2 separate regions of the Mus musculus genome follow, and region 1 is linked to region 2. The links are chromatin loops, found by intact Hi-C in ENCODE. Cell type or tissue: heart. All regions are shown on one strand.

The links. A loop is a pair of places that touch in the nucleus more often than their neighbours do. Peaks named below come from ENCODE experiments on the same cell type or tissue, not always from the same donor. Only the 100,000 strongest peaks of a DNase experiment are listed, where the experiment ranks them.
Region 1: a loop joins it to region 2, with 2.0 times the contacts of the local background. A loop is called at or near these places in 1 of 42 quality-filtered maps.

Annotation. Positions count from the first base shown.
Region 1 is chr17:24,626,826-24,631,825 of GRCm38, reverse strand. It overlaps Tsc2 (TSC complex subunit 2), which reads left to right. Exons shown (of 42, transcript NM_001286713.1): 3 at 827-913; 4 at 1,847-1,957; 5 at 2,740-2,884; 6 at 3,718-3,835. Among named protein-coding and RNA genes, the nearest start is that of Tsc2, 3.3 kb to the left of the region's middle. In heart, a CTCF peak has its summit at 2,954 (motif pointing right); DNase peaks (open chromatin) are centred at 1,974 and 3,015; H3K4me3 peaks cover 154 bases.
Region 2 is chr17:24,706,247-24,711,246 of GRCm38, reverse strand. Tbl3 (transducin (beta)-like 3) reads left to right here and starts at 3,594. Exons shown (of 22, transcript NM_145396.4): 1 at 3,594-3,723. The coding sequence starts at 3,683. In heart, CTCF peaks have their summits at 129 (motif pointing left) and 2,363 (motif pointing right); a DNase peak (open chromatin) is centred at 3,586; H3K4me3 peaks cover 2,118 bases; H3K27ac peaks cover 1,396 bases.

The DNA.
Region 1 (5,000 bases), 79 kb after region 2:
CCCAGTACTGTGGAGACAGATATATGCCTGTCCTCAGGATCTTGGTGTCCTGCTTTAGCACACTTGCCTTAGAAGTTAGGTGTTGTATGAAAACTTATTTTGTTTAGTGTTATGGTAGATAGATGCCCTGTACTCTCTCAGCACGTGAGAGGCAGAGGAGATAGGATTATGAAGTTGGAGGCAACATAATTGTAACCCACCTGAGCTACAGTAGTGAGACTGGGTCCTCCTCTCCTCAAAGATGTTCGTTTCCTTTTTTAAATTGGAGATCCACCCTTTCTTTTTAGGAACTTTTAAAAAAAGATTTATTTATTTAACATACACACACACACACACACACACACACACACACACACACACACACACACACACTGTAGATGACACACCAGAAGAGGGCATCAGATCCCATCACAGATGGTTGTGAGCCACCATGTGGTTACTGGGAATTGAACTCAGGACCTCTGGAAGAGCAGTCAGTGCTCTTAACCACTGAGCTATCTCACCAGCCTCGAGATCCAGCCTTAAAAAACCAAACCAAACACAACAAAACAAAATGCTGGGTGATGGTGGTGGTTGGTGTATGCTGCTAATCCTGCCCAGCACTGGGGAAGTTCAGTACAGCCAGAGATACACAGAGAAACGCTGGAGAGACAGAGGAAGGGATGGAGCGAGGGAGGGAGAGAGAGAGAGAAAAAAAAACAGAGAGAGGAAAGAAACCCCATTGGTTTACAGGGGAAATGCAGAACAACGTTAGGTGGTTTATGGCCAGTGGGTAAGAAGACCTCTTTTTAAAAGCTCAGCCCTTTTCCTCTTTTCTCTTCTCTAGGAACTGAGTGGTGAATGCGGCCTCAACAATCGCATCCGAATGATAGGGCAGATCTGTGATGTGGCAAAAACTAAGAAGCTTGAGGAGGTGGGTTTGCCTCAGCTGCACTGCTGGAGTAGTGCATGCCCACTGCAGGCTGTAGAGAGTCATGCCCACTGCAGGCTCTAGAGAATCTCCAGTCTGCGGCTGCTGCCTTGAGCTGTCTTTTCTTGTTTTTGAGATGTGCTGTGTAGCCCTGACTGGCCTGGTATTGACTGTGTGGTTCAGGCTGATACGCTGTGAACTTGATGTGGTCTTCCTTCCTCAGCCTCTTCAGTGTAGATCAGGACTATAGGCATAGCCCAGAAAGCTAGCTTTGTGATGAGGCAGTTTTTACCATTTTAGAGAAATTTAGCTTTCATCTTAATGATGTGGAAGCTTCTAGAAATGCCCTAAGTGCAACCTGAGAGACTTACCTTGGTGGTAGCAAAAGAAATGAGCTTTCCCTGAATTCCTGGAAAAGCTTATGGCTATGTACGTCTGCTTATCCTCTTTGTCGTGGTGGTGGTTGAGACAGGGACTTACCATGTAGACCAGGCTGGCCTTAGATTCAGAATCCCGTGCCTGTGTTTCCAGTGCTGGGATTAGAGGCGTGCGCTGTCGCTGCCACCTGGCTTCCGAGCGAGCAGATCTGGAACATTTAGTCGGGGCTCACTCACACAGGAACACCTTGGAGTGGGTGTCTGGGGCAGATGCCTGTTTAGGGTTCCATCTGTGCTGCTTGTTCTAAGCACCATGGTGCCTCTGAGTGCAGCGAGAGCTACCAGGGACTCCCTGGCAGGCGGCTTCCCTGTCCTCCCTGGTCTTTTCCACGCCGAGATCCAGGGCCCATTAAACAGACTTGGCTGGGTGTCAGATGTGGCGGCAAAAATGTCACGGTTTTAAGTCAGAAGGCCCTATTCCGTGCTCTGTGTTGTCCTTTGCGGGGCTAAGGTCCCTGGAGGCTACACCCTTCTCACTGTCCCCTTTTTGTCATGGCAGCATGCAGTGGAGGCACTTTGGAAGGCTGTCTCAGACTTGCTACAGCCAGAGCGGCCACCAGAGGCCCGGCATGCAGTTCTCACCTTATTGAAGGCCATTGTACAGGGACAGGTAAGGGGTGGAGCTGTGTGAGCCTGTGGGATGAAGGCAGACCGTCACCGTTTGAGCTCCTGCCTTTGCTGGTGTGCCAGGGCAGGGTCCAGCGATTAACAGGCCTGACTGAGTGTGAGAACATTCTGGTGTCACGTGTCTGGTGATCGACCGTGCCCAGTCACTGTAGCTCCTGAGCCTCCGTCTTATGTGGGAGTAGAGAATGACAGCTATAGCTACTGGGGGTGGTACAAGTAGTTTGTGCAGGATATTAGGTTATGGTGGTTGTTAGTTCGCTGTTACTGACCAGTTGTGGCCACTCCCTGCCCTTCTCTAGCCATTTAGGTCTCAACTGGCCCTTTAACCCTCATGGTCCTCTGTGCATTCCCGGAAGGGTCTTCCTCTAGGCCATTCTCTTCCTTGATAGTCTAGCCTCTCCAAGAGCTGTGGTATCTCTCCTAAGGGCTGTGGCACCTCTTCTGGGGCTAGATCTTTGTCCTCCCAATATGTGGGCACACTAGTCTAGCCTGACTCTTGAGTTGGGCCAGAGCAAGAGCTTTACTGTCACACTGTGTGCCTGTCCCTAACCATGTCCAAGCTTAATGCATTAGGTGGTATATACATGACATTCAGCTATTGGCTGGTGCCTCTGGCCACTGTCTGAACCTGTGATATTGCTAACCTGCCTTCCATAAGGTACTTCTAGAACAGGCATGTCTGGAGTCTTGGGTCCTTATGTACTTCTTGGCTTTTCGAAAGCTGCATGGGAAATGCTGGAAAGGCTCTATTGTTTTTGTCTTTAGGGTGATCGTTTGGGAGTTCTCAGAGCCCTCTTCTTCAAAGTGATCAAGGACTACCCCTCCAATGAAGACCTCCATGAAAGGCTAGAAGTTTTTAAGGCCCTCACAGACAATGGGAGGCACATTACCTATTTGGAAGAAGAACTGGGTAGGTGTCACACAGAGAGAGGATGAGAGATGCCTGAGATGAGAAAAGGTGCTGCAGTTCACGGGGTGGCCTGCAGGGGGCACAGGGCCATTTACCATTTGCCTTGGGAGCTTATCAGTGCCCTTCTGGGATTCACTGCAGACCTGCTGCTTGAAGTCTTTGGCTGGCAGGGCCCAGAAGGTGCCTTTGAAATGAGTGGTGCGTTTATCTTTGGAGAGGGTGCCGAATCTGCGTGCCTGGGTCCGTCTTCTTCCCTGTCACCAGTGGACCTGTGTTGTTACTCTTTGTCAGTGTGGCTTGACATCCCAGCCTGGTTTCTGCTTGCCTCCTGTCATGTGACAGTAAGAGGTTTTAGTACGTTTAAGACTTCCTTTCCCTTTGGTGAGAAAAAAAGAAAGACTGGGGAGTAAGTCAGCTTGGGGCTCTGCTATTCTGATGCCCAGCAATGGTCCTCGACTGCTGATCTGCCTCTGGGACAGGTGCTGTTACAGTTTGCCATCAGATTCTCTGAGGCTGTATGGCCTGCAGCCTTGCCTGTATCTATGTATTCTTTATATCTTCTAGAGATTTTTTATGGGGTTGGGGATCTCCTAAGAACCTGCTTCCTGAGCAAGAATTTTAATGTTTGTGTGCCCTGTAATGGAGCCAGTCCTTGAATGGAACGTATGCCTCTTTTATCTGCTCAGTTCCAACACCCAGGCAGAGCAAGTGTCTGTGCAGGGCTTGCTCAGATTCCTGCTGAGCCTCCTTGGGTCCAGTATGTTGCAGTGATAGGATGCAGACCGATCTTCCTGGAGGAGGAGGAGGATATAGCCTCATCTTTTCTCCTACAGCAGAGTTTGTCCTGCAGTGGATGGATGTTGGCTTGTCCTCAGAATTCCTTCTGGTACTTGTCAACCTGGTCAAGTTCAACAGCTGTTACCTTGACGAATACATTGCATCAATGGTTCAGTAAGTAACAATGTAACTAAGGGCTGAAGTGAGGCTGAGCAGTAGAGTTGCTGCTAGCATGTAAGAGACCCTGGGTTCCACTCCCTGCCCCAGAAGAAAGAAAGAACTTTAGTGGCTCTTTGATATCAGTTCCACGGTCTTGGGTCTCAAGCTTAGCTCTTTAGGATTAATAACGTTAGTGAAGCTACCAGATAAATGAGATTGCCAGTGGACAAGTGCACTTTATTTATATATTTATTTATTTATTTATTTGGAGACAGGGTTTTTCTTTGTATCTGTGGCTATCCTGGAACTCAGTCTATAGACCAGGCTGGCCCTGAACTCACAGAGATCTGCCTGCCTTTACCTCCTGAATGCTGGGATTAAGGTGTGTGCCACCACCAACCACCATAAGCACATATTTTTATTTTTACACTTTACTTTGTTATTGTTTTTTTTTTCCACGTGCACCATGGCATGTGTGTGGAGGTCAGGGGACGGCTTTGTGGAGTCTGTTTTCTCCTTCCCACCTTTACATGTGATCTGAGGACAACACTCACGTTTTAGATTTATGCAGCAAGCACTTCAGTTGCAAGTGTCTCGCCAGCTCCCTTTTCCTTATGTTTTTCCTTTGTGGTTTCTAGGCAGGGTCTCACTATATAGCTCTGACTGGCCTGGAACTCACTCTGTAGACCAGGCTGGCCTCCAACTTAAAGAGATCCCCCTGTCTCTGCCCCCTGAGGACTGGGACTAAAGGTGTGTTCTACCATGCCCAGCCCCTTTTTGTCATCATTTTTTATTGTATTTTAATAATTTATTCATGTACCTGAGTATTTTTCTTGCATATATGTCTGTGTACCATTATATGCCCTGCCTGCGGAGGCCAGAAGGTATCAGATACCCTGGTTAAAGATGGTTGAGAGCCACTCTTTGGGTAGTGGGAATTGAACCTGAGTCTCCTAGAAGAGCAGATGGTGCTCTTAACCACTGAGCCGTTTCTCCAGCCCTGTGTGTGTGTGTGTTTTGTGTGTGTGTGTGTGTGTGTGTGTGTGTGTGTTTAAAGCCATCTTGAGATCTCAGTGGAAGCAGAGACTTTGTTTGCTTTACACCATGCACTCAGCGCTGGGCATGTGGTTGGCACAGAACAGGCACACTGTGGACAAGCACACTATGATAACTGATACCA
Region 2 (5,000 bases):
TGGGCATTGGGCTGGAGAGATGGCTCAGAGGTTATAAGCACTGACTGCTCTTCCAGAGGTCCTGAGTTCAAATCCCAGCAACCACATGATGGCTCACGACCATCTGTTATGGGATCTGCTGCCCTCTTCTGGTGTGTCTGACAGCTGCAGTGTACTCATATAAATAAAAAATAATAAATCTTTAAAAGTGGGTATTCCCACACTCCTGAATAGGTGTACCTGGCCACTTTTGGGTGTTTTTGTTATTAACCAAAGTTAATCCAGAGGTAGTTAACAACCAAGAATAGCCGTGAAAAGGACAGGGAACTTCCAAGATGGCTTCCTCCTTCTCTTAACCTACGACAAATCCCAGGCAGTTTTAAATGAAGGCCTTGTGAACCTTTTGGTTTTTTTCTAAGACAGCATCTCTCTGTGTATCCCTGGCTGCCCTGGAACTCACTCTGTAAAACAGGCTGGCCTTGAACTCAGAGATCCACCTGCCTCAGCCTTCAGAGTGCTGGGGAAAAAAGGAGACACCACCACTGCGCACGCAGCTCAACTTCACTTTTTAAATTTTCCTTTTGAATATTTTTTCATTTCTTTCTTTTTTTTTTTTTCTTTTTCATTTTTTTGGGGGGGAGGTGGGTTTGGTTTTTTTGTTTGTTTGTTTGTTTTTGAGACAGGATTTCTCTGTGTAGCCTGGCTGTCCTGGAACTCACTTTGTAGACCAGGATGGCCTCAAACTCAGAAATCCACCTGCCTCTGCTTCCCAAGTGCTGGGATTAAAGGCGTGAGCCACCACTGCCTGGCCTTTTCTTCATATCTAACTGTGCCACTACCTCCAGGTTTCACCTGTGCACTGTCTCTCTTGCCAGTAGGGGCCCTGAGAATGGACTGGCTCACCAAGTTCAAAGGTGGGTCAGCATATGTTTACACCACAGTGGTAGTGGTGAGCCAATCAGCCATCCTGTTTTTCCTCAAAGTAACCAGCACTAAATTAGCAGGAGGAAGACACCAGAAACTTTCAAAACTCCAGGCTCTCAAGGAGAAGCTGGGCCTTGTCTCAGTGCCTCTTCTGCATCATGGAGGGTCTTTATGCCTGCTATGTGTATGATTTCCTACCCATAAAAACCAACTTTCTTCGCCTGCTCACTCTGTTTGTCCTGCTTGCCATCTTTGAGAGTTCTCTGCTGCCACCTGTTACACTTGAGTTTCTTTCCCCTGCCTTTTAATTCTTTTATTGGCAGAGAAAATGAGTCTAATCAAGACCCCTAGATGGTTACATCTTTCAGGACTGTTACATATTGACCATACCTGCTAAGGGGCAAATGTAAACATTTCCAGAAGCATTTAATAAAAGAAAATGGTTTATTTGAGACAGGTTTTCACTACAGAGTCTTGGGTGACTTGATATTCATTAAGTAGACCAAGCCAGTCTTGAATTCAGAGATCTGTTTGCCTCTGCCTCCTGAGTACTGGGATTAAAGGTATCTCCAACCATGCCTAGGCCAAAAGCACTTTAAAAATCCATGTTAAGATAAAAAGGCCTGGAAGGAGGGTGGTAATAGCACATGCCTTTAATTCCAGCACTCATGATTCAGAGGCAGGGGGAATCTCTGTGAGTTCAAAGCCAGCCTGGGCTAGATTGTTTCAAGTCAACCAGGCCAATAAAGACCATGTTGCGCGCCGGGCATTTGGGAGGCAGAGGCAGGCGAATTTCTGAGTTCGAGGCCAGTCTGGTCTACAGAGTGAGTTCCAGGGCCACACACAGAAACCCTGTCTCGAAAAACCAAAAAAAAAAAAAAAAAAGACCATGTTGCTTGTTTTCAGAAACACACACACACATACACACACACACAAACTGGCCTAGAGAGATGTCTGAGATGTCTCACTGAGTAACTGCTGCCAAGCCTGATAATCTGAGTTTAATCCCTGGGATCTACACAGTGGAAGAAAGAAGTTATTTCCAGGTCCTCTGTCTATACATATACTATGTGGAGTGGGCAGATGTGTGGCGCGCGCGCGTGCGCGCACACACACACACACACACACACACACACACACACACACACACACACACTAAATGATAACTTGAGGGTATCAGAGAGGCTGAAACAGAAAGAGCTTGAGCCTGAAGCCAGTCTAGATTATCACACAATTCCAGACCAGCCTAAAACTAACTGAATACATAATCAGACTCTTCCTTAATCATTTTTTTTCCCGAAACAGGGTTTTTCTGTGTAGCCTTGGCTGTGCTGAAACTTATGCTATAGACAAGGCCGACCCTGAATTCAGAGATCCACCTACCTCAGCTTACTGAGTGTAAATTAATTTTCTTTTTAAGATTTATTTATGTAACCAGTGTTCTGCCTGCATGTACGACTGCAGGACAGAAGAGGGCACTAGATCTCATTATGTATGTTTGTGAGTTACCATGTGTTTCCTGGAAATTGAACTCAGGATCTCTGGAGAAGCAGTCAGCACTCTTCACCACTGAGCCCTCTCCAGCCTGCAAGTTAATTTTAAAATTTATTTATAAAGTGCTCTATCTACATATACATCTGCATGCCAGAAAGGGACATTAGATCACATTATAAACAGCTGTCAGTCACCATGTGGTTGCTGGGAATTGAACTCAGGACCTCGGGAAGAGCAGCCAATGCTCTTAACCACTGAGCTATCTCTCCAGCCCTGCAAATTATTATTATTTTTTATTTATTATTTATTATTTTTATTTTTTTGGTTTTTCGAGACAGGGTTTCTCTGTATAGCCCTGGCTGTCCTGGAACTCACTTTGTAGACCAGGCTGGCCTCGAATTCAGAAATCCGCCTCCCTCTGCCTCCCGAGTGCTGGGATTAAAGGCGTGTGCCACCACGCCCGGCTACAAATTAATTTTTAATGAAAAGAAAACAAGCCGGAAGGACACGCCTTTAAATCCAGCAGTCGCGAAGTAGAAGTAAGCAGATCTTCAATAGAACGAGTTCTAGGACAACCAGTGCTTCAGAGAATCTGTATCTCGAAAAACACAAAAGGGAGTGGGGGGAGAGGGAGGGAAGGAGGAAAGGAGAGCGAGACAGACAGACAGTTACACACACACAAACACACATCGGGTTGGGGGCGGGGCACAGAGGCGAAAGTCCTGGACAAGATCTACAGAAGCATGTGATAGGGGAAGCTTTTTTTGTTTTGTTTTGTTTTGTTTTGTTTTTGTTTTTCGAGACAGGGTTTCTCTGTATAGCCCTGGCTGTCCTGGAGCTCACTTTGTAGACCAGGCTGGCCTCGATCTCCCCAGTGCTGAGATTAAAGGCGTGCGCCACCACGCCCGGCGATAGGGGAAGCTTTAAGCACCGCCGAGACACCAATCCGTTGTTGTAAAAGACATCTTGTCTAACAAAACCAAAAGAAAAAAAAAAAAAGGACAGGACAGTTAAGGAAAGGAAAGGAAAAAGGAAAGGAAAGGAAAACAGACCCAAATGAAAACAGTAAATAAGACGTTCTACTGCCAGCTGCCAGCATCCACACTGGATATGCCTTCGGCTCCCACTCCCAGTGGCAGCAGCCGGTCTCCCGGCGCGCATGTTGATGGCGTCAAGGAGTTGCGGCTCCTGACGTCATCACCGCGTGCCTTGAAGTACAGAGTAGCACACTGGCCGGTTCACGCGGGGAGAAAGGCTGCTGAACTTGGAGGCGCTGCCCTGGGACATGGCCGAGACTGCGGCGGGATTGTGCCGCTTCAAAGCCAAGTAAGTCCTCGGAGGAGGCGCGGACCCGAAGGGAAATGGGGAGGAACCGGAAAAGGGAGCCAGGAGTTTAGGAGGGGTGTTCATTGTGATAGCGGGGGCTCTGAGTCCTGAGCTCAGTCAGTTCCCCTGTGAACAGCTGCTGTTTAGTGCTAAGATAGGAAGAGGCTCTGCCTTTATTCATAGTGTGCAGTTTTCAGATAACTAATTTCCATCTGTCACTGAGTGGAATGGATTATGGCAAGGGAGCTCTTGCAAAGAAAAGCCTCGGTGCTGACAGCATCTCTGTTGATGGGTTAACTGGTTGCAGAGTCTCCGACGCTGCTTTTATTTTGATGGGCAGACTTCCACGGACTGGACTTAGGAGGTTGGAGGGCAGAGCATTTGAATTTGGAAAGCCCAGCCCAGCCCAAATAGAGGGCAGAAGCAAATGACCTGTTATAGTGCCTGGGCCAGGAGCAGTGACGCTGTGGTGTTGACTATTAAGAAAGATAGGCAAAGCTGGGCATGGTGGCTCACGCCTTAAATCCCAGCACTCGGGAGGCAGAGGCAGGCGGATTTCTGAGTTCGAGGCCAGCATGGTCTACAAAGTGAGTTCCAGGACAGCCAGGGCTACACAGAGAAACCCTGTCTCAAAAAGCAAACAAACAAAAAAGAAAAGAAAAGAAAGAAAGGAAGGCAGGCAAAAGTCCTTCTGGGCCAGGCAGGGTAATGTCACAAAAGCATGTGAGGTGTGAAAGAAGGGGAAGTTTAGGCACTGCAGAGACACCCCTCAGTTGTTTTAGAAGTCATTAGACAACAGAGATGAAAGCGCTGGTAAGAAACTCACTGAGGAGACTGCAATGGCCACCGCCATTACCTCCCAGAAAATTTCATCGGCTTGGACCAAAGCAGTAGAGGGAGTGGAAAAGAGGGCAGCTTTAGTCAGATCCCAGAAGTCACTGTTAGTCGGGAGAAACCAAATGACACTGAGGCTGGAGGAGTGGGGTGGCATGCTGGGCCTACTGGTCAAGACTTTGAGAGTATGTTACTATTCCTGGCCTCCCACAACTAGTAGAGAGCCCCCAAAAGACCTCAGTGCTGAAGCCTGGGCTGTTGGGCTTCCTTCACCTTGAGTCAGGCCCATCTCTTCAACCTGTCTGATGACCCCATGAGAGCCACTGGGGCATGCATCTCAGCCTCTCCATAATGTGAAACATCCTCCCACGGAGATGCTTGGTTTTCACCCCCGGGTTCCTGCTGCTGCCTGGGCGCTCAGCAAGGGCAAGCATTTGTCTCAT